Regions from separate parts of the Homo sapiens genome. Here region 1 is linked to region 2. The links are chromatin loops, found by intact Hi-C in ENCODE. Cell type or tissue: heart right ventricle. All regions are shown on one strand. Each heading gives the region's core, and the rest is flanking DNA. Links, peaks and the distances in the headings are about the cores only.

Region 1 (10,643 bases), core at 5,614-10,613, 100 kb after region 2:
AGGGCTGCCTAATACCAAAGCCCAGAATGAGTTAGAACTGGCACCCAGGCTGGGCACAGTGGCTCACTCCTGTAATCCCAGCACTTTGGGAGGCCTAGGTGGGTGGATCACTTCAGCTCAGGAGTTAGAGATCAGCCTGGGCAACATGGTGAGACCACATCTCTACAAAAAATAAATTAGCCGGGTGTGATGGTGCATGCCCGTAGTCCCAGCTACTAAGGAGGCTGAAGTGGGAAGATCACCTCAGCCTGGGAGGTCAAGGCTGCAGTGAGTCATGTTTACCACTGCATTCCAGTCTGGGTGATGGAGCAAGACCCTGTGTCAAAAAAAAAAAAAAAAAAAAGAAAAGAAAAGAAAGAAAAAGAAAAAGAAAGAATAGGCGCTCAGGTAGTGCTGGGGAGGGCAGGCCTCTCTACAGGGGGAGGTAGCGCCACTTCATCGCACAACAATGTAGAAAGACCGGCCCCTAAGAAGAAAGAAAGAGGAAGGCATTGAAATAGGCCAAATTTCTCCTAAACTCACCAGTGGAATTCAGTCACCCCTCCTGTCATTCAGGGATAGCTGACATATTCTAACTGTGTAATTTGAATAAAAATCTAATAAGAGGATTCTTCACAAAAGTGTGGGCAGAGCATGGAGAATCCACAAAGGACAGTGCAATATCCCAGAGCTGAAATGGAGGCAGAGGGAGCAGTTACCAGAATCCGAAGAAAGAGAAGCATCTGATAGGAGGGACCGCCTTCAGTCAAGGGGTGTTCTGTGGCCAGCCTGCTGCCACCTGCGGGAAGGGAGTGTGGGGTTCATATCCTCCTCCCTACAAGGGAGGCCAGAAGATAAGAGATCCCGCTCATGTAATCCATATAGGTCACCGTGTGGGCATAGAGCTGGCTGAACAAAGGCAAAGGGAAGTTAACTGTTGTGTCCTCCTCCCTGGGAAGGCGTGACTATAGGGCAGACAGAAGCCAGGAGGGCTCCCTTAGGAGAGTTCCCTGCCCAGGGAAGGACATATCAGGAAGGGGAAAGAAGCAGTCCTTCCCAATGATCCACACTTGCAAAAGCACCTTGTTTAGGCTCACACAGCTAGGGAGTGATGGGGCTGAGAGTGCCTCCTGTCTCCTAGCTGGGGGCCCTCTGCATGGATGGTTTATCTCTTAAACTTCTTATTGATCCAAGAGTGGATTGTTGGGAGCCCCTGTTCAGCAATCTCTGCACTAGTTCAAAAATTTCTGTTCGTGGGCGGGAGGGGGACAGTGGAGTTGGGAGAGGTGGGCAGGAAGGAAAGAGATTGTCTTAGTCAGTTTGGGATGCTATAACGAAATACCTTAGACTGGGTAATGTATAAACACTAGAAATGTATTGCTCACACTTCTGGAGGCTGAGAAGTCCACGTTCAAAGCATCAGCAGATTAAATGTCTGGTGAGAGCCTGCTGTTCAAGATGAACATAGATGGTTCCTTTTATGTGTCCCCATATGGCTGAAGGGGAGAACAAGCTCCCTCAGGCCTCTTAAGGACACTCATCCCATTTGTGAGGATGAAGCCGTCCTTCCCTATATGCTTCCAAACACCACACCTCTCAATAGGATCCCACTGGGGATTAAGTTTCAACACAAGAATGTTGAGGAGACACAAACCTTCAGACCACAGCAGAGATAAAGAGGGAAAAAATGGTATTTGTGGGTTTTGTTTTTGTTTTGCCTTTGAAAATTCCCTGGAGGGAAATAATCTACTGTTAAAATCAATCTTTCTCCTTTGCTCCTGTCTCTCTCTGTCTCTCCCCACTTCTTTCTCTCCTATCTCTCTCTCTCCCCTCCCACTTCTTTCTCTCTTCCAATTCCTGCATCTCTTTCACAATCACCCCAGAAGTTCCCTCCCTCCCCTCCTGTGTTCCTGTGTGACCTCCCAACCCCAGGCAGGAGATGGCAGTGATTCTAAAAGAAGATGAGGGGCTATGACACCCTGCAGAGGCCTGAGGTCTCAGACAGACCCAAGGAACTTGCACCAAAGTTTCCTGTCACCCAGTTTCAGCACTATTCTATGGCCCAGCTATCTCTGATGAGAAACAATTCAAATTCTTTTTCAGCTCCTCAGAAGGTAGCATTTATAGGCCTGCTGGCTAAAATATTCACAATCAGTTCCTTTCCATGAGCAAAGGTGGTGGAATCTGGGAGATCAAAGCAAAAAAAAAAAAAAAGTCATTCCCAGAATCCCTTTGTTCAGCTAAACAAAGTTTTAGGTGCCAGGTTTTATGCCTGAGGCAAGAACTGAAAGCTAGAGAAGTCCTCATCCCTGCTCTTGGGTCATTCACAGTCTGGCTTCTCACTGCTGAACTTTTCTGGAACACACCTGGTCATTGCATTGGCTAGCCAAATAAGGCCACATCTGGAGATGGACCTTCCCACGTCACCCTCCAAGAGAAGTAGTACATCGGCTTCCTCTCGGAGTCATAAATGTTCTGAATGGAGTAAGTCCACAGAGATTCCTCGACTGGAGACGGAAACAGGCCTAGAAAGGAGAAGGGTTTGAGCACAGGTCACATGCCCACAGCTGGTGGCTGTGCTGGGCCTGGGCGTGTTTTCCGTTCCCCCACATCACCCTGCTTCCTTAGCATTCCTGGGAGCTGATGTAGCTGGGACTACAGGCGCCCGCCACCATGCCCGGCTAATTTTTTGTATTTTTAGTAGAGACGGGGCTTCACCGTGTTAGCCAGGATGGTCTCGACCTCCAGACCTCGTGATCTGCCTGCCTCAGCCTCCCAAAGTGCTGGAATTACAGGCGTGAGCCACCATGCCCGGCCGGAGCCAGAGTTCTTAACTATGGAAGAGGGAAGATATAATTATGGGTGGGTTAGATTGGAACTGGATGTGTTAGTATGAACTAATGATTTCTAAAATCCAAACACACATACACCACAACCACCACCATTACCACTGCTGTGAAGACATGGAACACCTGCGTCATAATCTCTCCACCCCGGGCAACCTCTGATTTGCTTTCTGTGTCTTTTTTCTCTGGTTGTTGTTTTGTTTTGTTTTTGGTTTTTTTTTGGAGACGGAGTCTTGCACTGTCGCCTGGGCTGGAGTGCAGTGGCACCATATTGGCTCACTGCAAGCTCTGCCTCCCAGGTTCACGCCATTCTCCTGCCTCAGCCTCCCGAGTAGCTGGGATTACAGTTACCCGCCACCACACCCAGCTAATTTTTTGTATTTTTAGTACAGATGGGGTTTCACCGTGTTGGCCAAGCTGGTCTCAAACTCCTGACCTCATGATCCACCCACTTTGGCCTCCCATAGTGCTGGGATGACAGGCATGAGCCACTGTGCCCGGCCTCTCTGGTTGTTTTAAAGACTTTCTTTGTATCATTGGTTTTCAGCAATTTGACTGCCTTCATGTAGTTTTCTTTGTATTTATTCTGCTAGGGGAATGGTTAAATTTCTTGACTCTATGGGTTGAAATTGGAAGGTTTTTCAACTATTACTTCGTCAAATATTTTTTTCTGCCTCTTGCCTCTTGCCATATACATGTACTCCCATTACATGTATATCAGACCTTGAGATGTCCCACAGATCACTGAGACTTTGCTCCTTCTTTTTCTTTGTGTGCTGCCTTTTGGATAGTTTCTATGGCTATGTCTTCAAGTTCCTTTGCAGTACCTAATTTTTCATCTCAGATGTATTTTTTCAGTTCTAAAAGTTCCATTTGTTTCCTTTTTATAGTTTCTATTTCTCTCTTCATTATATTTATGTTTTCCTTTAAATCTTTGAGCATACGTACAATAGCTGCTTTAAGTTTCTTGCCTACTAATTGCATCATCTCTCTCAGTACATTTTTCCTGCTTTTTCGGATGTCAGGAAACTTTTTAGACACTGGAGCCCAGCTCTCCCACTATACTATGAGGTTGTGGAAAACTGCAGTTTCAATGACCACTGCAATCTCTTAATACACTCATTCCAAGAGTGTTCTCCTGGGCAGTGCAACCCCAACAGCAGAGAGCTATGTAGCCCCTGCTGTAGCAGAGCCAGGGCCCCAATGCCTGCTGAGAGCTGGGACAGGACCCCGTGGTGCTGCAGAGAGGTCAGTCCGAACCCAAGGGGTACTGCCCTCTAACACTTGGAAAGCTGAGCACCCCTTGCTCCTAGGAGTCCAACTCACCAGTGAGTTCTAATGTCTCGTTGACCTCAGTGTGCATCTCTCAGTATGCCTTGCTAAGTTTAGTCTTACCCTTGGTGCTGATACTGCTCCTGACCTTGCCAGTGAAGTGGTCCTCCTTCTCTCTCTGCTGAGGGACCTCTGCTGGCCCAAGGGAAAAGCCAACCCCCTTCCCTGTCCTGGCTTGGTTGGCAGAGGACCCAACATCCACTCCCTCTCCTCCTCACGCTTGTCCTCCCCAGGCGCCTTGGAGGCATTGGAGACAGGATGCAGGGAAGGAGCCCCCTCTGCTTCCACTACTGAGCAGGGATTAGTCCAGAAGGTACCCAGGAGGGGAAAGGTGGACTGAAAGACTGCTTTTCCTCCCCTTTAACCCTCCCTTCTGTCTCTACAAAAATCAAATCAAAATGGATTAATGACTTAAATCTAAGACCTCAAACTATAAAACTACTAAAAGAAAACATTGGGGAAACTCTCCAGGACATTGGTTGGGGAAGATATTTCTTGAGTAATACCCCACAAGCACAGACAACCAAAGCAAAAATGGACAAATGGGATCACGTCAAGTTAACAAGCTTCTGCACAGCAAAGGAAACAACCAACAAAGTGAAGAGACAACCTACGGAACGGGAGAAAATATTTGCAAATTACCCATCTGACAAAGGATTAACAATCAGAATATAGAAGGAGCTCAAACAACTCTACAGGAAAATAAATCTAATACTCCAATAAAAAATGCCCAAAAGACTTGAATGGGCATTTCTCAAAAGAAGTCATAAATGGCAAACAGGTATATGAAAAGGTGCTCAACATCACAGATAATCAAAGAAATGCAGATCAAAACCACAGTGAGATATCATCTCACCCCAGTCAAAATGGGTTATATACAAAAGACAGGCAATAATAAATGCTGGTGAGGATGTGGAGAAAAGAGAATCCATGTACAGTGTTGGTGGGAATGTAAATTAGTACAAGCACTCTGAAGGACAGTTTGGAGGTTCTTCAAAAAACTAAAAATATAGCTACCATATGGTCCAGCAATCCCACTGCTGGGTATGAACCTAAAAGAAAGGAAATCAGTGTATTGAAGAGATGTCTGCACTCCCATGTTTGTTGCAGCACTGTCACAATAGCCAAGATTTGAAACCAACCTAAATATCCATCCACAGATGAATGCATAAGGAAAACGTGGTAGATATACACAATGGAGTACTATTCAGCTTTGAGAAAGAATGAGATCCTATCATTTGCAACATGGCTGGAACTGGAGGTCATTATGTTAAATGAAATAAGCCAGGCACAGAAAGACAAACATTACATGTTCTGACTTATTTGTGGGATGTAAAAATCAAAACAATTGAACTCATGGAGATAAGTCAGTTAGAAGGACGGTTACCAGAGGCTGGGAAGGCTTGTGGCGGGGGGCAGGGAGGAGATGGGGGAGAGGTAGAGTAGGGTAATGGGTACCAAAAAAAAGTTGGAAAGAATGAATAAGACCTAGTATTTGATAGAATAGGGAGACTATAATAAAAAATAATTTAATTATACATTCTAAAATAACTAAAAGAATGTAATTAGATTGCTTGTAACACAAAGGATAAATGCTTGAGGAGAAGGATATGCCATTTTCCATGATGGGATTATTATGCATTCCATGCTTGTATCAAAGTATCTCATGTACCGCATAAATATATACACAACTATGTAACCCCAAAAATGAAAAATTAAAAATTTTTTTAAAACGAAGTTTCACTCTTGTCACCCAGGCTGGAGTGCAATGGCACCATCTTGGCTCACGGCAACCTCCACCTCCTAGGTTCAAGCGATTCTCCTGCCTCAGCCTCCTGAGTAGCTGAGATTACAGGCATGTGCCACCATGCCGGACTAATTTTTGTATTTTTAGTAGAGATGGGGTTTCACCATGTTGGCCAAGGCTAGTCTCGAACTCCTGACCTCAGGTGACCCACCCGCCTCGGCCTCCCAAAGTGCTGGGATTACAGGCATGAGCCACCATGCCCGGCCCAAAAAAAAATTTTAAAGAAACTTTTTAGGCCCGGTGTGGTGGCTCATGCCTGTAACTCCAGCACTTTAGGAGGCTGAGGCAGGAGGATCACGAGGTCAGGAGATTGAGACTATCCTGGCTAACACGGTGAAACCCCGTCTCTACTAAAAATACAAAAAATTAGCCGGGCATGGTGGTGGGCGCCCGTAGTCCCAGCTGCTAGGGAGGCTGAGACAGGAGAATGGCATGAACCCGGGAGGCGGAGCTTGCAGTGAGCAGAGATCACGCCACTGCACTCCAGCCTGGGTGACAGAGCAAGACTCCGCCTAAAAAAAAAAAACTTTTTAGTGGATGCTGAACATTATAAGGGTTATGGTGTTGAGAGACTGTCCTTTTTATTTTAGTGAGGTAGTTTAAGTTTCTTAATGATCATCATGATCCTTTTGGGGCTTGTTTTCAAGCTTTGTGAGAGCAGGCCTAGAGAAACCTTCTCTCTAGAGCTAGTTAAGTCTTACTCCTAAGGCCTAGGTTTTCTGGGGTCTCTACTAAATGTCCCAGGTGTTCAGTGAGACCCCACTGAACTATTTATTTTAGCTGGCTACAATAGTTTATTATATTTAATAATAAATAGTTTATTATTATAAATAAATAATTTATTCTAGCTGGCTAGCTGGCTAGAGCTCAAAAAACTTCCAACTACGTATAGGCTTCTGGAAGCGCTCAGTTTATAGCTCACCAGTATTTGTTATTTCCCATTGTTGCTATTTATCCAGACTCATGGAGCCTTACCATGGGCATGTGTAGCCTAGTATTCAACCAAATACTTTAGACAAGTACTTTTGTCAAGTGTCTAGAGGTCTTTGTGCAGTTCTCTCCTCCCTGGTAATCTGCCTGGCAAATTCCAACCACCTTGGGTCTCTGTCTCCTCAACTCAGCAAGACTTCTGTGTTCTGCTTGGCTTCCCGTCTCCAGGTAGTAGTCTGGAATGTGCTTCTAGGCAAAAAGCTGCGGCAATGTAGGGATCGCCTCATTTGTTTCACTTCTCTCAGGAAATATCTGAGATGTGTGAACACAGTCGTTTCATGTACTTTGTCTAGTTTTCTAGATGTTTACCATGGGACGGCTGGTTCAGTATCTGCCTGTTTGCTTTCTGATCACATGAATTCACATGCAGTCTTTCTCTACTCCTGGGCAGCTTCACCTGAACTTCCTCCTTCTTTTCATGCACATAAGTGAAATAAGTGCTTAAAACCAAAGGTCCTGGATTTTAGACACTACTGGAGCCCGCTGGACTAGGAGCCTTGCTTTATCTTAGCCTCATAAAACTGACCCTCTGAGGATTTGAGAAAGTTAATCCTAATCCCCAATGCTAAAGGACACATTATCTCCTAGATGCAGCCAAACAATCACAGGGCACCATTGTATTCTTTTAAATCAAACACCCTGTTTCTTGCAGATATAAATTAGCATTATTTTAAAAGGTTGAAGAAGATACACCAAAATATTAACAGTGATTATCTCTGTGGAATGAACTTTTGGGTTTCTTTTTGCTCTTCTTGGAGTTTTCAATTTTTTTTTTGGCTTTTATCATTATTATAATTTTTTTATTTTTTATTTTTTGAGAAGGAGTCTCGCTGTGTCACCCAGGCTGGAGTGCAGTGGCGCAATCTCAGCTCACTGCAACCCCCACCTCCCAGGTTCAAGCAATTCTCCTGCCTCAGCCTCTCCAGTAGCTGGAATTACAGGCGCCTGCCACCACGCCCGGCTAATTTTTGTATTTTTGGTAGAGACAGGGTTTATACATGTTTGCCAGGCTGGTCTTGAACTCCTGACCTCAAGTGATCCGCCCACCTCCACCTTCCAAAGTGCTAGGATTACAGGCTTTTATCATTATTTCTAATTGACACATAATAATTGTACATATTTATGGGAAACTGTGATATTTTGATACATGTATACAGTGTATGAGTTTCAATTTTTAAAATAAACATGCAATACCTTAAAAATTTTTTAATGTTTTAAATGTACTTATTTTTCTGACTCTGTTGCTTGAATCAGAAGTATGCTATTTTTATAATAAGAAAAAGAATTATGCCCTATAGTTGTGTACTCCTCCCACTCAATGACATTTCATTGTGCCTTAGTACAAATAATAGAGGCCAGGGGTGTAACTGATGGTTGATACGGAGCTCACCTGGATGACAGCCAAGTTCTGCCCCCACTCAACAGAAGAACAGGCCTATTGAATTCTGACTCCCTCCCTTCCCTCCTGTCCCCAAACAAAACGTTATTTGAAGAGTTTCCTTGTTCTCCAAGCAAATGAGAGCAGTCCAGAAAAACATTTCTCTCTCAGAAGCTTTTCCAGAAGTTTCCGATAAAGCTAAGACTCCCAGAAGAGCGTAAGTCAAGTAGCCAAGAGAAAGAGGAGTGACTGCCGGTTTCCGCGGGGCATCAGCGTGGGTTCCTGGGCATTGCTCCCCATCATGCAGTCTAACGGCAGAGGAGAGGACAGCCTTCCTGCTACCGGGAATCTTACAGCTGCCTGCCCCCCAACTCTACTTCCCCTTTAAAACAAAAAACAAAAACCCGCTCCTCAGAATCCAGACCAGAAACGATGGAGACATTAGCATACTCTGGCAAGCAGCCCGATGGATAATAGATAACAGGTTATCCAGGAAATAATTAGAAGTCTGCGCCCACACGGATCAGTTGCAGACACTGACCCCGTCATTCAGGATGTGGCCCTGAAAGTAAAGAGCCCTTTCTTCTTTCACTTTCAGGGGTTGGGAAAATGTCAGGCCTCTCTCCCTTCTTTTATGCCGTGACAAGTTAACAAGTGCTGAGTTTCAAATAGGCACTTAAGCCCCCTGAGCAAAGTAAAGTGGTTCTCACAGAGCCAGGGAGACCAACAGGTCCTCTCCCGTGAACCCCTAGGGCTGGGCGGGCCCACGGAGGAAGGGAGCCACGGATCAGGCGCGCTGCTCAGTCAGGAGGCCATAGCCGGCTTTCTCTTTCACCTCCCCTGTGGCTCCGACCTTCTTTCCCTCCGCGCCCACATTTCTGCCCCGGCCCAGCCCCTTGCATATTCCACCCCCGGCTGCAGAGGGAGGTCTTTTTAGCCCTGCTGTCTCCCTGCACTCCTACCCAGCCCTCTTCACAGCCCCCCTCCGCTGCCTCCCCACATTCTTCTTGTTTGATTGGGGTGGAGGGAGGCAAGATTCAGAAATAAAGCTTTTGTTTATATTTAAGGAATTCAATGGGTGTTCACTGCTATAGCTCTCTTTTGTGTTGTGTCATTGTTGCTTTCCATAATGGCTTCCAAAACTATTTTCTCTTCCAACCCTCCCTATCCTTAACCCCCACTAAGATGTGTGGAATTTGAATGTAGACAGGAACACAATGACAGATTGAGGCTTTCTCACTTTCTCTCGAGTGGATGGAGAAACCTAATAATTCTCATAATAAATATCCTGTGAAATCAGTCAAATCAACCTTCTTTTTTCCTGTCTTTGGATAGCTCTATTTTTCCCGTCTTTGGATAGCTCTATTTTTCCCACATAAACTCAATAGTAATAATTAACTCCCATGTTTTGAGCACGAACACGTGCTGGGCTGTGCTAAGCATTTTCTGTGCAATGCCTTAGCCCTTTCCACAGGCCTGTCTTACTATTCCCATTTTACAGATGAAAAAACTGAGCCCTTGCACAGATGCAATGACCTGGCCGTTTTTTGGTCTGTTTTGTGGGGGGTTTTTTTTAAAGGTAGAAATAGCAGAGCTGGGATTCGGATTACTATCAGATTCCAAACTTCCACCATTATACAATACTTACACCATACCAAACCTACACCATGCTAACAAGCACACTACACACCTACATCATCCTAACTTACATCACACTGACTCTTTTAAGGAAGGAGCAGGTGACAGTCCTATGTCCTGGAAGATGGGCTAAAGGGCTGGCTCTACAGAGGAAGGAATCAGAAGCCAGGTGTCATGGCATCCAGAATCTTCCATCACAGTTTGCCAAATGCTCCAAAGCTTCACCTCATTTCAACCTCACCAAAACCCCATAAGTCAGGCATGATTTTTCACTACCCCACCATCACTTGGTGTTACAAGTAAGGTTTAAACTGAGAGTCACAGAAGTGATTTGCCTGAGGTCATTCAGCTGATAAGTGGAGGTAGAATGTGGTTTTGCACTCAGGCTTTCAGTTCTCAAATCTTCACTGATCTTACTACACTCTTCTGCCTTTCAGCAATCCCTGAGTTAGGCTTCTCAAAACAATTCGATGAATGATACCAGGCTCCCTGGGTCGGCTTATTTGGTAGTCAATAGTTGGAAAAGTACAGTGAGTAATTGAGAGTGTGGATTCTAGAAGCAAATTGCTCTATCATTTGCAAGTTATGTGACCTTCAGCAAGTCTCGGTGCCTCAGTTTCCTCATCTATAAAGTAAGGAATCATAACAGCACCTACTTTTTGTTTTTTTGAGA
Region 2 (16,904 bases), core at 5,282-10,281:
GTTTGATTTTTTCTATAAATGCAAAAATGGCATTTAATATTCAATATACATTCATTTTTAAGGGCTAGTAGAGCTAGAATGAGTCTTCTTAATAAAGAGTACCTAATATTGGACATCATATTAAATTATGATTTTTGTAGAAGCCATTGTCAATCCTTAGAGATCACAATAAGTTGCCTCTAAAAAAAACTAGACAGAAAATTAATCTCAAAATTAAATTAGTAAGATCCTCATACCACAAATGTGATCAGCTACATATTTGAAGGTAAATATAAAGATTGTAATTTGTGACTGAAGAGATTAAGAAGAGAAGTATTCCAGTCCTGGTGTTCTGGGAATAATTTCTGAGAGGCAGAAGAAGAATGTAACAGTAATGCCTCAAACGGAAACTTGAACCCTAGTTGGAAAAAGACCTAGTGCATGTGGGGGAATTAGTCAATCAGGCAAACACATCAGTTCCCCCTAAACATGGCTAAGTGGGGAGGAATCTCTTTGCCAAGCAGACTTCCATGTATACTTCCAGACTTAGCCATAAGCTGCCTTAGCTGGGAGATAATTCTTGAAATTAGCTCACTCCTTGGTCTGATTTCATGTTTCTTAAGCATCTCTGGATAACCTGGCTGTCTCTGAGGTTTATCTAAGAAGAGAACATATAATGATCAGGCTGACTTGAGCATCCTAGTCCACTCAAAGATTGTATTTTAATTGTAAACTGCTAAACTTCAAAGTCCCATTCCAGTTTCAGAGGATCTCCCCCAATCCCCACCACTACCTCCCACCTTGGAATCAGCTAAGTTCCCAGTTGCAGCTCCATTGCAGGCCATCTTGCTACAGGTGTGTCTTCTGTAAAACACCCTCTGTAGACAACTCTCCATCTCAGAGTCCGTTTCTATGGCACCCAGTCTAAGATACAATGTATGTATGCAAAATATATGTATATACATACATTTCTTTATAAAGAAATCTATAAAACCTTCTATGTGATGGCCGGGCATGGTGGCTCACGCCTGTAATCCCAGCACTTTGGGAGGCCAAGGCGGACAGATCACCTGAGGTCAGGAGTTCAAGACCAGCCTGACCAACATGGAGAAATCCCATCTCTACTAAAAATACAAAATTAGCTGGGCGTGGTGGTGCATGCCTGTAATCCCAGCTACTCAGGAGGCTGAGGCAGGAGAATGGCTTGAACCCAGGAGGCAGAGGTTGTGGTGAGCTGAGATCGTACCATTGCACTCCATCCTGGACAACTAGAGCAAAACTCTGTCTCAAAAAAAAAAAAAAAAAAACTTCTATGTTGTCTGAAAAGATGTGAATGAATGGAAAAATAGAAGTTCCTAGATGGGAAACCTAAATATTATATAAATATGTGTTTCCTACAATTTAAGTTACATATTTAGCAGAATCTTGGTAAAAATCCCAGAAGGATGTTTTTAAACATATGACAAAAGAAAGGAATAAAAGGAAAATTCTAAACAGGCAAGAAAGAAAACAGGCCTGGCACAGTGACTCACACCTGTAATCCCAGCACTTTGGGAGGCCAAGGTGAGAGGATTGCTTGAGGCCAGAAGTTCGAGGCTGCAGTGAGCCATGGTTGCACAATGCACTCCAGCCTGGATAACAGAGAGAGACCTTGACTCAAAAGAAAAAAAAAGAAAGAAAATCTGTTGCAGAAGGGAATGAAAGAGGGTGAACGAGATCTATCAAAAGTAAAAACCTATAAAAAAAATAAAATATTGAAGTTTTTTCTTTTTAGAGATGGGGTCTCACTGTTACCCAACCTGGTCTTGAATTCCTGGCCTCAAGTAATCTCCCACCTTAGCCCCTAAAAGTGCTGGAATTACAGGCATGAGCCACCACACCTGGCTTCCTGTATTGAAGTCTTGATTTAAGAATAGACAGGCCGGGCGCGGTGGCTCACGCCTGTAATCCCAGCACTTTGGGACACCAAGGCGGGCGATCACGAGGTCAGGAGCTCAAGACCAGCCTGGCCAACAAGGCAAAACCCCATCTCTACTAAAAATACAAAAAATTAGCCAGGCATGGTGGCAGGCACCTAATCCCAGCTACTCGGGAGGCGGAGGCAGGAGAATTGCTGGAACCCGGGAGGAGGAGATTGCAGTGAGCCGAGATTACACCACTGCACTCCAGCTCTGGTGACAGAGCAAGACTCCATTTCAAAAAAAAAAAAAAAAGGATAGACAGATTGGCTAGTGACTGTAATCTCAGCATTTTGGGAGGCCGAAGCAGGCAGATCACCTGAGGTCAGGAGTTCAAGACCAGCCAGGCCAACGTGGTGAAACCCCGTCTCTACTAAAAATACAAAAATTAGCCAGGCTGGTGGCACACACCTGTAGTCTCAGCTACTCAGGAGGTTGAGGCAGAAGAATCACTTGAACCCAGGAGGTGGAGGTTGCAGTGAGCCAAGATTGTGCCAGCGCACTCCAGCCTGGGTGATAGAGTGAGACTCCATCTCAAAAAAAAAAAAAGACAGATTTCTGTAATATAATAGAAAGATCATATCAAATATACACCCTGATATGCTTTGGCTCTGTGTCCCCACCCAAATCAAATGCTGAATTGTAATTCCCATCGTTGGGAGAGGGACCTAGTGGGAGGTGATTGGATCATGGCAGTGGATTTCCCCCATGCTGTTCTCGCGATAGTGAGTGAACTCTCACAAGATCTGATGTTTTAAAAGTGTGTGGCACGTCCCCCCTCACTCATTAGCTCTCTCTTGCTCCACTATGGAAAGATGTGCTTTGCTTCCTCTTCACCTTCTGCCATAATTTTAAGTTTCCCCAGGCCTCCCAGTCATGCTTCCTGTTAAGCCTGTGGAACTGTGAGTCAAATCTCTTTTCTTCATAAATAACCCAGTGTATGATAAAGCTATCATGATACAATGAGATCAACAAATATTTTTCTTTTTCTTTTCTTTTTTTTCTTTTGAGACAAAGTCTTGCTATCACCCAGGCTGGAGTGCAGTGGCGCAATCTCAGCTCACTGAAACTTCCACCTCCCAGGTTCAAGTGATTCTCCTGCTCCCAAGTAGCTGGGATTATGGGCATACAACACCATTCCCGGCTAATCTCTCTATTTTTAGTAGAGACGGGGTTTCTCCATGTTGACCAGACTGGTCTCGAACTCCTGACCTCAGGTGATCTGCCCGCCTTGGCCTCCCAAAGTGCTGGGATTACAGGCATGAGCCACCATGGCTGGCCAAATATTTTTCAATAAATGGTGGATGGATAACTGACCAGCAGTTTAAGAGGGAAGGGAAGAATTGAGATCCACACCTTATATATTAAAATTAATTTTGTTTGATTTCAAGTCTTAAAAACATTTAATACTGTGAAGTTCAGAAGAAAATAGGATTGAAAATTTGTCAAAACAGTAGTGGGAAGATGACTCTATAATTATAAGCAATACTAATTGCTTATAGTATAAGCAATAGTACATTGCTTCTAGTATAGCAATATAGTATACTACACAGAAAATATTAAAGTACTTAACTACATAAAAATTTTTTTAGGCTGGGCACGATGGCTAACGCCTGTAATCCCAGCACTCTGGGAGGCCGAGGCGGGCGGATGACGAGATCAGGAGATCAAGACCATCCTGGCTAACACAGTGAAACCCCGTCTCTACTAAATACACAAAAAATTAGCCAGGCGAGGTGGCAGGCGCCTGTTGTCCCAGCTACCTGGGAGGCTGAGGCAGGAGAATGGCATGAACCCAGGAGGCGGAGGTTGCAGTGAGCCGAGATCACACCACTGCACTCCAGCCTGGGTGACCGAGTGAGACTCTGTCTCAAAAAAATTAAAAATTCTTTATAAATAAATTTTATATGTAATACATCACCAGAATTAACAACAAACAACATACCAGGAGTTATATTTACAACAAGAACTATGTCAAGAACTCAGATAAGTTGATAAGAATCCCATTAAGATCTCAGCTGATAACTGAATAAAAACTAACAAAACAATTAACAAAAGAACAAGTATTAACAAACACACAAAAGTAGTCAATTTTACTAATTATCAAAAAGAAGCAAATTAAAAGAAGCATGGTATTTTTTCACTAAATTAATTAAATTAACTTTATTAAATGAACTCCTTTACTAAATTAATCCCTACCAAATTAAAATGGAAATCCCTAAATCCAAACCCAGTAATATCAGGACCTGTATTCCTTGGGTAGTACCATAAATTGATGTAACCAATTAGGAAAGTAATTTTAAGTCCTAAAAATATTTATGCCCTTTGACCTAATAAATCTCTTTGGAGAATGAATCGAGAGCAGAGCAGCAGAAGCCTAAAGCCATTGCCAAAACTCACAGTTTCATCCTTTCATGCTTTCCCTGAATTAGGCCTTCCCAGACCCTATGCCTGTGCTGTTCAATACAGTAGCCACTGTCCACATGCACCCCTCTTTCCTCCACAAGGTAATAAACTCCATAAGAGGTACCCTGTCAATCTTGTTTCCTGCAGAATACTAGATCTTAGAACAGTGCCTGGCACACAGTAGGCGTCAACAAATACTTAGTGAATGAATTTATGAATGAATGTCAAGCTATTCCACCAATCCTCCCCAAATACGCTTTGAGCTTTCTTGTCTCCAAGAAAGTCTTGCCTCAAAGTGTTTGTTTTTGCCCTCTTCTAACCAGAATCTTTATTGCTTATCTAAAACGATGTACTTTGAGCTTCAAGTAGAAACTGCCCAACTCAAAAGCATTTCATGATAAGATTTTTTTTTTAATCTTACAAAAGAAATTCAGGGCCGGGCACGGTGGCTCACGCCTGTAATCCCAGCACTTTGGGAGGCTGAGGTGGGCAGATCACGAGGTCAGGAGATGGAGACCATCCTGGCTAACATGGTGAAACCCCATCTCTACTAAAAATACAAAAAATTAGCTGGGCATGGGGGCAGGCGCCTGTAGACCCAGCTACTTGGGAGGCTGAGGCAGGAGAATGGCGTGAACCCGGGAGGCAGAGCTTGCAGTGAGCCAAGATCACACCACTGCACTCCAGCCTGGGCGACAGAGCAAGACTCTGTCTCAAAAAAAAAAAAAAAAAATTCAGAAGTTGTGCAGTTCCAGGGTTGGGTAATTCCATAGCTCAGCAATGTTCTCAAGGAACCATGCTTGTCCACCTTTTCTCTCTGCCACTCTGCAGCTGTTGCCTTTACCTTCCTCTTTATGTTTGCAAGATGGCAATAGCAGTTCAAGCTCTATGTCCTTAACAACATCTCAAGGCCAGAGTACCTTGCTTCCTTTTGAAGACTTAGAGATTTTCCCAGACGTCCCTTCTGCAGTTTCCTTTTATGTTCCATTGTCCAGAACTATAGCATATGCCTTATTTATTTTATTTTATTTTATTTTATTTATTTTGAGACAGGGTCTCACTCTGTGGTCCAGGCTAGAGTGCAGTGGCTCAATCATGGCTCACTGCAGTGTCAAACACCTGAGCTCAAGCAATTCTCCCACCTCAGCCTCCTGAGTAGTTGGGACTAAAGGTACGCACCACCGTGCCCTGCTAATTTTATTTTTTATTTTTGTAGAGAGGAGGGCTCACTATATTGTCCAGGCTGGTCTCAAACTCCTGGACTCAAGCAATCCTCTCATCTTGGCTTCTCAAAGTATGGGAATTACAGGTATGAGCCACCATGCCCAGGCCAGTACATTCCCATTCTTAAACCAGCCCATTTCTAAACCAGTTACTGGCAAGAGTAGAAAATTTTCATGATTGGCCTAAAGAATCCAGATTCACCTTCCTTGGGCTGGCTGAGTCCCGCATCCCAGAGCTCCTGGTTGATATAACTGAAAGAAGTGGAACTAGGGTAGGAGGCTGCACTCCAGGAGATAAAATGGTCTCAAAATAAGCCCTTGAGACTTTTTATAAGTCACAAAATCCTACTAGTTTTTCAAAGTGCAGCTCAAATCTTGGGTCTTTCATTAATCTTTCCCTTATTATCTTAACCAGAAGCAGCCCATCCCTGCTATAAATTTAAAACCTTGAGTATCGGCCAAAAACACTGGAATCATTCCTGATTTCTCTCTTTATGTCATAAATCATAACCCTATATCTCATCTATCTTGTCTACTCTACCTTCATTATATATCAGAATCTAATCTCATCTCACCACCCTTAGTCTCTTCTCTCTGGTCCAAGCCACCATCATCTTCATCTCATCCCGGATTATTGCAGCACCCTTCTCACTGGCCTCACACTTCTCCTTGTGCACTCTTGGAGTCCATGCTCAGAGTGATCCTTCCAAGGTGTGAGTCCAATCATGTCACTGCTCTACTCAAAGCCCTCCAATGGCTTCAAAACAAAATCTAAAGTCCTTACCACCACTTGCAGGGTCCTCAGTGATCCACTCTGTCACCTCTCTCATGTCCTCTCCTGCCCACAGTCTCCTGCTCACTACTTTCCAGCTACACTGGCCTGCTTGTTCTTAGAACTCACCAAGCACACTCCTTCCTGAGAGCCTTCGTGCTTGCTGCTCGCCTTGCTTAGAAAATTCTTCACAGACTCAGATGACTCACTCCCTCCTTCTTCAGATTTTGACTCAAATGTCTCCTTACCAGAGAGGTCTTCTCTGATCTCCCATCTAAAAAACCACATTCTCTTAACCATGTCACTCTACCCTCCTTAATCTGCTTCATTTTCCTTCAAAGTACTTCCCAGAAGCTGGTGTATTATACATATTTATTTGCTGACACTCATCTTGGCCTCTCAAAGTATGTCTTGTCTCATTAGAACATAAGATCTAGGGGGTGGGGGAATAGGGGAGGGATAGCATTAGGAGAAATACCTAATGTAGATGACGGGTTGATGGGTGCAGCAAACCACCATGGCATGTATATACCTATGTAACAAAGCTGCATGTTGTGCACATTTATTCCAGAACCTAAAAATATATATATACATATATACACATATATACGTGTGTTCCTTATACATATATATATATAAGGAACATAAGATCCATAAAGCCAGGGGTTTTATCTGTTTTGCTCCCTGTTTTTTGAGACAGCCAAGTGTAAAGGGGTCCCCTGAGAAACTCCGACTGGCCTGCGCACTGGGAGAACAGGGTGGAGCTGCAGAAGTTCACACCCTTTGCAGCAGGAAGGAGCCTGGCCTCTCCTGATCCAGGGTAGTACATGGGATTCAATCAGTGAGGCAGGAAAAACCAGCAAGCAGGACTCTCACTTTGCTGAGAGTCCCTGTTTCCATTTATTTTCCTTTTTGCCCAATAAGTTCCATTCTTCTCACCCTTCAAAGTGTCTGCAAGCCTAATCTCTCATGGCTGTGTGACAAGAATCCGGCTTTTAGTTGAACTAAGGAGAAAGTCCTATAACACTTTAGCCTCAGAGCTTACAACAAAACATAATTAGTGCTCCATATATATTTGTTCAATACTTATGTATTCCCTTAATGTTTGTTATCTGTTGGGCATGGTCTCTAGCTGCTATCTTTACACACATCCTGTCTCTTCAACGGGAACATACGATTCTTAAAGGCCAGAGCTGAGTCTTAAAGCTCAAGGCCTTAACATAAAGAGGCCACTCCAAAGTGTATGTTGTTGACATTTGGAGGGAGGATACATTGGGGCAGTAACAGCTGTTGTTATGTTACCTACCCGCTCTTGGCAGGGCCCTGAGAAGCTGAGGTATGAGACACAACAGCATATTTAGGAGAGAGATGCCGCCTTGCTCCTTGAACAGGAGGAGCAAGGCGGCATCTCTCTGATACTAAAAGGAGAATACGGGAGCACCTTTCTTACCTACATTTCCCCTGGAACTAGTCTTTCCACTTGCAAGTTTGTTTACAATTCCACGTTCTTTGCAACTGAATGGGGCCTCACCCTCATTAATTGGTGGCAAAGGTCACTCCTTAACAGATGCTAAACAGAAGCAGAGCAAAGTTAAGGGTGGCTAAGGTCACACAGAGTCGTTGCTCAAATTTAGGAAGGAAACCCACCTAGTGTGAGGTGGGGCCCCAGGAGGGGCATCTGAGCCCCAAGAGAGCAGCTCTCTTTAGCCCCTGCTCTAGTTTCTTTGCAGTTCTCCTAAAGAAGTTCACCAGCAAGGCCATTTACCAGACACCAGGGAATCAGGCCACTTTCAAATGTTGATAGCATTACGCTTGCCAGAGGAGAAAGGGACAAGTGAGGAGACTGAAGACAGTGCTTTCAAGAAAAAGAAGAAAAAGATATTGAATGTGCACTCGCTAAGCCAAAAAAGCAAATGCCAGGAAGAACCGTGAGCCTTGTTTGAAGCCAAGTCTGCGCAGAAGAGTCCCAGGTGTAGGGAAGGAGGAGCTGAGGTGGTCTGAGGACGCACAGCAAATGCCCTGGGGGGTGGGGCGGGAGGAGAGAACATATTTTAAGCAACCTTAAAAGACTCGTTTTAGCATTCCGCAGGAAATGAAAAGCAGATGTGTTGGTTTGGAACTTGTTTACATATTTGGCCTCTGAGAAGCTTCCAGGACAGTTAGGACTGGAGAGAAGGGGTATTTTAGGCAAATGCTATAGTCTCCACTTGGAGAGAGTGGGGCCCTTCATTGGCTCACCTGCTTCCTGAGAAGCAAGCATTTAGGCTGAAAGACCATCATTGTCCCTAAGACAGGTCTGGCTAGAATAAACCAGGATTTGATATACAGAACTGGTCTCCTTGTACCTTCTTACAGAAACTAAGGGTTGTTGCACCTCCTCTCTTGCTTTCAAGTCACACCCACTGGGCAGAGAAGTGAAATCAGAGGCCTGGACATTGGGAGGATGATGGGATGGTTCACACCAAAGGTCCTGAGATTTGCAGAAGGCTTGTTAGAATACAGATTACTGGGTCTCACCAGCTCAGCCGAGCTAAGATGAGGCCAGTGGCTACACACTGGAATCATCTGGAGATTAAAATAGACTGATAGCTGAGCCCTGTTCCCACAGATTCTGATATTAATTGGTCTGGGGTGTGACTTAGGCATTTTTTAAAAATTATTTTTAATATATAATAGAGAGGGGGTCTTACCATGTTGCCTAGCTGGTCTCAAACTCCTGGCCTCAAGCAGTCCTCCTGACTCAGCCTCCCAAAGAGCTGGGATTATAGGCGTGAGCAACCATGCCCAGCTGACTTGGGCATTGTTTAAAGCTCTCCAGATAATTATAAGGTATAGCCAAGGTTGAGAACCATTGAACTATTTATCTTTTACCTGCTCTCATCATTCCATCCCTAGATTAACTTCAATTTACCTTCATAACATGTTCACAAGGTGGTTAGGACCACAGGAGACCGTGGGATCTAAATTAGGCATAAACCTGGATTTAGAGAAGGGGCTAAAAGAATATTGCTCTCAGAGACATCAACTATCAAAAAATCTATGTAAATGCAGGCAATTCCCCTTTTTTGTAGTATGTCCAGGAAATGGCGCTCCTTAAAAGATATTTTTTAGTTGCTAAGGGACAGGAAAAGTAGCAATCTTTAACACTTATTGAGCATTTATTATGTGCCAAGTACTCTTCCAAGTGCTTTCATTTTAAATTAATTTAATTTCCACAACAGCTCAATGATGTTGGAGCTGTTATTTTCCCCATTTAGCAAATGAGGAAACTGAGATACTAGGAGATGAACTAATTTGTCCAAAATCACACAATTAGTCAGTGGTAGAGCTGGCTTTCAAATTTTGGTGTGCCTCTGAATTACGGAGACTACGGAGACTCCGCTGAGAAAGAAAAATAGCTCAGATCAGTCTGAGCTATGTGAAGTATACAAAATTTATCAAGCCTGGAGAGACAGGAGTATGGGACTTCAGTCACATCTCTGCGCCCATGTCCAGGGCAACTGTGTAAAGGCATTTTGTTCCTGCTTAACTGCCTTACCCATTATCTTCATGTTGGAATTTGTGATGCAAAGAATAACACATACCCAATCAATAGCTTATGTTATTTTAGTATAAATTCTTGGTAAACAATTTAGGAGCTGCCTCTTCTTTATTCCTTAAAAATCCTCTTGTAGCTATTTCTAATCAGAGTGTGGGTTTAGGGCAACTTGAATCTATGCTCTTGGGTGGCCACCCTCAAGCTTTGAGCTTGAATAAACTTGAAGCCATCTTCACCATGTTAACAAGAATTCTGGACAGAAATATAGTTATGATTAAGCATTAATTAGGCTGCACTGTGGCTCACTTCCTTGTAACAACAGGAAGTGAAAGTTGTGGAGTACTAGATCCTGACCACTTGCATCCTCATTGTTCCTACAGATAGTATTTCTGTCTGAGGTTAGAATCATCAGGCCTCTGATTAAGATAGATAGAATCTCTGACATTAGAATCATAAGGCTTTTGTTTAAGAATTGCTTAAGATGTTTTTCAGATCCCAAATTTGAGCTGATGCCAACAAGTTTGAAGACCCCCAGAGGAGAGCAGAATCAGCATGAGAATATAGTTTCTTCATCTCCCTGTTCTATGACTTCATCCTGCACCCTTGGGCCAAGCAAAGATCTCCACACTTCAGCCCACTCCAAAATCACTAAAAATTCTAGACCCAAATTCCTTGGAGAGACTGATTTGAGGTTTCCTCCCATCACATTCAGCTGCCCTACAATTAAACCTCTTTCTCTCTTGCAACTAGGTGTTTCAGCGTATTGACTTGCTATGCACATTGGGCAATGAAACGATTATGGTTACAAACTCTATATTTAATCATCTCTTCAGAATCTCATTAATTTAGGTTGTGAACCCCAAATATCTGAGACAGGTCTCAATTTAGAAACTTTATTTTTTCAAGGTTAAGGATGCACCCGTGACACAGCCTCAGGAAGTCCCATGACATGTGCCCAAGGTGGTCGGGGCACAGCTTGGTTTCATACATTTTAGGAAGACATAAGACGTCAATCAATATATGTAAGATGTACATTGGTTCAATCAGAAAGGTGGGACAACTTGAAGCAGGGAGGGGGCCTCCAGGTCATAGATAGACAAACATTCTTTTGAGTTTCCAATTACCCTTTCCAAAAGAAGCAATCAGATATGCATTTATCTCAGTGAGCAGAGGGATGACTTTGCGTTCTGTTTGTCCTTTGTCCAAAAGGAATTTCCTTGTAGACAAATTGTGAGGCAGGTATATAGCTTTTTTATCTTAGTAGCTATCTCCTTTAAGGAATAGAATGGGAGGCATGTTTGCCCTAAGCAGCTCCCAGCTTGACTTTTCTCTTTGGGGGGGTCCAAAGATTTATTTTCCTTTCACAAGGTTGACACTGTTCAAAATACTAATGACCAGGCTCTAACCGAGACCAACTGGATCAGGATCTCCTGGAGTGGATCTTTATCAAAATTATTATTATTATTATTATTATTATTATTATTATTATTATTGAGATGGAGGCTCACTCTGTCACCCAGGCTGGAGCGCAGTGGCGTGATCTCAGCTCACTGCAACCCTCCACCTCTTGGGTTCAAGCGATTGTCCTGCCTCAGCCTCCTGAGTAGCTGGGATGACAGGCACGCACCACCATACCCGGCTAATTTTTGTATTTTAGTGGAGACAGGGTTTCACCATGTTGGCCAAGCTGGTCTCAAACTCCTGACCTCAAGTGATCAACCTGCCTTGGCCTCCCAAAGTGCTGGGATTACAGGCGAGAACCTGGCATATCAAAATTATTTTTAACAAATCTCCTAGAGAGTTAGTTGTTGGACAAGATATGAGGCCACTGTTGGGGGTTATTTATTTATTTAGAGACAAGATCCCTCTGTTACCCAGGCTGGATTGTAGTGGCACTGTCATGGCTCACTGCAGCCTCAACTTCCTGGGCTCAAGTGATCCTTCTGCCACAGCCTCCCAAGTAGCTAGGACTACATGTACACACCACCATGCCCAGCTGATTTTTTTGTTTTTTGTAGAGACAGAGTCTCACCATGTTGCCCAGACTGGTCTAGAACTCCTGGCCTCAAGTGATTCTGCCTTGGCCTCCCAAATTTCTGGGATTACAGGCTTGAGCCACTGTGCCCAGCCTCACTGTTGGGGTTTAAAATGAAGACTTTGGAATCAGGTTATCCTAGGTTCATTATTTTGCCACCACTTACAACTGGAATCTTTTAACAAATTCCCCATTCTCCCTTTGAATTTTCATTTCCTCATCTGCGTTGGAATGATTATACTTAGTTCTTGAGATTGTTCTGAAGATTACATGGGTTTAAGGTACTTAGCATAAAAATAGAGGCTGGAACATTGCAACTCCAGAAGGTATTTTGAGACATTAAACAGGTCCTCCCTTCTACCATCAACAAAACACACTTCACCACATTCTACTGCTCTGCAGACCCAGGCATGCCCTGCCCCAGGGAAAAGTGAGGTTATCATAGCTGGAATGCCAAGAAAAAGAAAGTCAGTGGTTAACTTTTGAGATTCAAATGAGATTGCTGAACACAAGACCTAGATTTGAGAGAAAATACTTTTTGAGCATTCAGGAACTCTTTGGCCCTAAATCGTTATTTTGAACCAAATAAGAACGGTCTGAAAGAACTCTCCCCACTCCTCCATGCAAGATTACCAGCCCCTAGATACTTTCGTAGGGTTATCTAGACTGGAGAGATGTGTGGTCTCCAAGGAAGGCCCCTATCATCTTCCCAGGGTGAATTATTTTAGCAGAGAGGGAACTCTGGCTGGCAAGTAGAACACAAGATAAGCCTTGAGGAAACTAAGAATAGAGGAAATTTGTGTCTACTTCCTATCTAGGGAGGGCAGCTGACCCCACACATTTGCTTATGCTACAGTGATATGGGGTCAACAGAGCACAGATGGTTGTTCGGGTGATGGGGGAGAGAGCTCAGTGACAGCCTTGTTTCTGGCTGTGGTAGCTGTGGGAAAGTAGCTGGACTGCCCCACTGTCATGCCGAGAAGTGCTCAGAGGTGAGCTGAGAGGGAGAGTTGGCAGCTCAAAGTGGTCATGCCATGGAGAAACAATGATGGATGGCAGTGCAAACCAAAAATTCTAAGCCCCCAGCCACCTGAATGGACCTCCTCATCTCAGCAAAGGACATTCCAATGTTAACCTGAAAAGTTAGTTCAGGCCATGATGGGAAGGGGGGTCAGACATGCTTCATCATACCTTCCTCTCTTTGAGTATTCAGGAAAAGCTGACCAGCATTAACATCAGCACAGACCTTAAGACTTGTTAACAGACTAAGTCTGACAAACATTTACAGTCTATTCCCTCTGAAGTCTGCTGCCTGGAGGCCTCACCTGCATGACAAAATCTTGGTCTCTACAACCCCTTATCTTAACCCAGGCATTCTTTTTTCTGAGACAGGGTCTCGCTCTGTCACCCAGTCTGGAGTGCAGTGGCGCAGTCTCACTCACTGCAACCTCTGCTTCCTGGGCTCAAGCAATTCTCCTGCCTCCACTTCCAAGTAGCTGGGATTGCAGGCGTGAGCCACCACCCCAGCTCATTTTTGTATTTTTTGTAGAGATGGCATTTCATCACGTTGCCCGGGCTGGTCTTGAACACCTGAGCTCAAGTGATCTGCTCACCTCAGCCTCCCACAGTGCTGGGATTACAGGCATGAGCCACTGCACCTGGCCCAGACATACCTTTCTATTGATAATAACTCTTTCAACCAACTGCCAATCAGAAAATCTTTGAATCTGCCTATGACCTAGAAGCCCCTGCTTCTGGTTGTCCTTTCTGAACCAAACCAATGTACATCTTACAGGTATTGACTGATATCTTATGTCTCCCTAAGGTGTATAAAACCAAGCTGTAGCCTGACCACCTTGGGAACATGTTGTCAGAAACATCTCCTGAGGGCTGTGTCATGGGCCATTGGCCACTCATATTTGGCTCAGAATAAATTTCTTCAAATAGTTTACAGAGTTTGACCCTTTGTCAATAGCAGCATGAGCTGAGCAAACTAGATGGGCATACAGCTGCTTTAGAGGACAACACGGGGCTATGCTAGTATCTCTGGATGCCCAGGGATGAGCTGTTCCCCATCTCTGGAGCTACCAACTCCGAGCACATGGTGTTACAAGGGTTCCTCCTTCCCACTCTCCTACAATTGAGATTCCAGCTAAAGGAGATCAAGGGAGAGAGGATGAGTATGAATGAATGAATTTCCTACTGGATTAATTTTTCTGCATTACACAGAATGAGAGTCTAAGATCAAAATTGTGTTCTGTTTTAGAAAATCACAGATGTATCCGTACATATCTAAAACTATCTCATAAAATTAATGCCTGCTAATCATTAGAACTATCAAGCTTCCCAAAACTCAGCAAGATGAGCAAGACGTAGTATGGCTCCCTAAAAAGTAGCACAACAATCAATACGAAATAGATTGAATCAGCAGATATCTTTAAAATGGCAGTGTGTTTACAAGGAGTTTTGAGTGACATAAAAACATTGAAAATTAAATATTGAGGACAGGCGCAGGCTCATGCCTATAATCCCAGCACTTTGGGAGGCCAAGGCGGGCAGGGGTCAGGGGTTTGAGACCAGCCTGGCCAACATGGTGAAACCCCGTCTCCACTAAAAATACAAAATTAGCCAGGCATGGTGATTGGTGCCTGTAATCCCAGGTACTCGGTAGGCTGAGGCAGGAGAATTGCTTTAACCTAGGAGACAGAGTTTGCAGTAAGCAGAGATGGAACCACTGTACTCCAGCCTGGGTGACAGAGTGAGACTCCGTCTCAAAAAATAATAATAATAAAAATAAATAAACATTGAAAAAGGGGAGTGGAAGCCCAGCATTATTGCAACACTGTCTAGGGAAGAAAGACACTGTGTCTGTTAGACTGGATTGTTATTCCAGGTTCTGAGTGGTGTCCCTGCAGTCAAACCTCCAGAGTTCCTATGTTCTACTGTGGTCTGGATGCATAGCCCATGAAGCTATTCAACGTGCTTCACTACAGTTTGAAATTCACCGATGACAAACTTGGTTTTCCAAACACCTAAAGGAGAGAGGTGCAAATAGTAGGCACAAAGGCTCTGCTATGTTGAAACGTGTGCCCTGCCCTGTAAACCCACACATTGGGGTTCTGGTTTACAAATAAGTCTCTGGTGAGTTAATTAATGGATGCCTCCTAGATAGGGTTGTCAGATGTAGCAAATAAAAATACAAATATTGGGGCCAAGTGCAGTGGTTCATGCCTGTAATACTAGCACTTTGGAAGTCTGAATTGGAAGAATCACTTGAGGCCAGGAGTTCTGGACCAGCCTGGACAACATAGTGAGACCCTGTCTCTACAAAAAATTTTAAAAATTAGCAGCTGGGCACGGTGGCACACACATGCAGTCTTAGCTGTTTGGGAGGCTGAGGCAGGAGGATCTCCTAATCCCAGGAGTTCTAAGGGTTGCAGTGAGCGGCAATCGCAGAACTGCACTCCAGCCTGGGTGACAAAGAGAGACTCTGTCTCTAAAACAAAACAAATATCACATGGGATACACTTATACTAAAAATTATTCATTGTTTATCTAAGATTCAAATTTTACTGGGCACCCTGTATTTTTCTGTCAACCCTACCAGAGCCTGCCCACTGCCAGGTATACTAATAAAATGGAGATCCTACATCTGCAAGGCTGAGGACCAGTCCTCGCCCCAAGACCACCCTCACCAACATAATGCTGCTCTCAGGGAGCCCACCTAAGTAACCAGCCCAAGGTTAGGTTAGGTTAGGTTTAGACTTTCACACACACACACAAACACACACACACACACACACACACACACATACACACACACACACACACACTGCCCCTCTCTCTCCCCCTCTCTCCTCTCTCTCTCTCTCTCCTTTTCTCTTCTCTCTTCCTTTTATAAGTATTTTTTTATTAAAAATCTTTTTTTTGTTTGTTTTTTTGAGACGGAGTTTCGCTCTTGCTGCCAGGCTGGAGTGCAATGGCGCGATCTCGGCTCACTGCAACCTCCGCCTCCCAGGTTCAAGCGATTACCCTGCCTCAGCCTCCTGAGTAGCTGGGATTTCAGGCATGCACCACCACGCCCGGCTAATTTTGTATTTTTAGTAGAGACGGGGTTTCTCCATGTTGGTCAGGCTGGTCTTGAACTCCCAACCTCAGGTGATCTGCCGGCCTCGGCCTCCCAAAGGGCTGGGATTACAGGCATGAACCACCACACCTGGCCAAAAATCATTTTTAGCCGACACACACAACAAAACATATTTATGGGACACATAGTGATATTTCAATACACATAATATATAGTGATCATCAGATCAGGGTAATTAGCATATCCATCATCTTGAACATTTATCTTTTTTGGTTTAGAGACAGGGTATTGCTCTGTTGCCCAGGCTGGAGTGCAGTGGCTTGATCATAGTTCATAGTTCACTATAACCTCAAACTCCTGGACTTAAGCAATCTGCCTGCCTCGGCCTCCAGAGTAGCTAGGACTATATGCATTCACCACAACCTGGCTAATCAAACATTTATCATTTATTTGTGTTGGGAACATTCAATATCCTCTTGGAGTTATTTGAAACTATATAATATACTACTGTTAACTATAGTCATCCTACAGTGCTTTAGAACACTAGAATTTATTCCAACTTATTCCTCCTATCTAGCTGTAATTTTGTATCCTTTACAAATCTCTTCCCATACCCACTTCCCGCTACCTTCCCAAGCCTCTAGTATCCTCTGTTCTACTTTTTACTTCCATAAGATCGACCTTTTTTAGTTTCCACATATGGGTGAGAACATGTGGTGTTTAACTTTCTGTTCAAGTTATCTGGTTTATTTCACTTAGCACAATGTCCTCCATTCCATCCATGTTATTGCAAATGACAGGATTTTGTCCTTTTTATGGCTGAGTAGTATTTTATTGTGTATATATACCACATTTTCTTTACCAATTCATCTGTTGTTGGACACCTGGGTTGACTCCCTATCTTGG

What was found. A loop is a pair of places that touch in the nucleus more often than their neighbours do. Peaks named below come from ENCODE experiments on the same cell type or tissue, not always from the same donor. Only the 100,000 strongest peaks of a DNase experiment are listed, where the experiment ranks them.
Region 1: a loop joins it to region 2, with 1.8 times the contacts of the local background. A loop is called at or near these places in 4 of 110 quality-filtered maps.

The regions. Positions count from the first base shown.
Region 1 is chr14:65,228,337-65,238,979 of GRCh38, reverse strand. It overlaps the pseudogene LOC100420096. Among named protein-coding and RNA genes, the nearest start is that of LINC02324, 11 kb to the right of the region's middle. RefSeq lists an enhancer at 361-929 and a silencer at 9,968-10,017. In heart right ventricle, for the core only: no CTCF peak of the experiment used is centred there; DNase peaks (open chromatin) are centred at 8,359 and 9,121; H3K4me3 peaks cover 1,390 bases; H3K27ac peaks cover 3,807 bases.
Region 2 is chr14:65,325,974-65,342,877 of GRCh38, reverse strand. MIR4708 (microRNA 4708) reads left to right here and starts at 7,695; the gene lies at 7,695-7,761. RefSeq lists enhancers at 6,447-6,596, 6,657-6,756, 11,710-12,320, 13,180-13,951. In heart right ventricle, for the core only: no CTCF peak of the experiment used is centred there; a DNase peak (open chromatin) is centred at 8,369.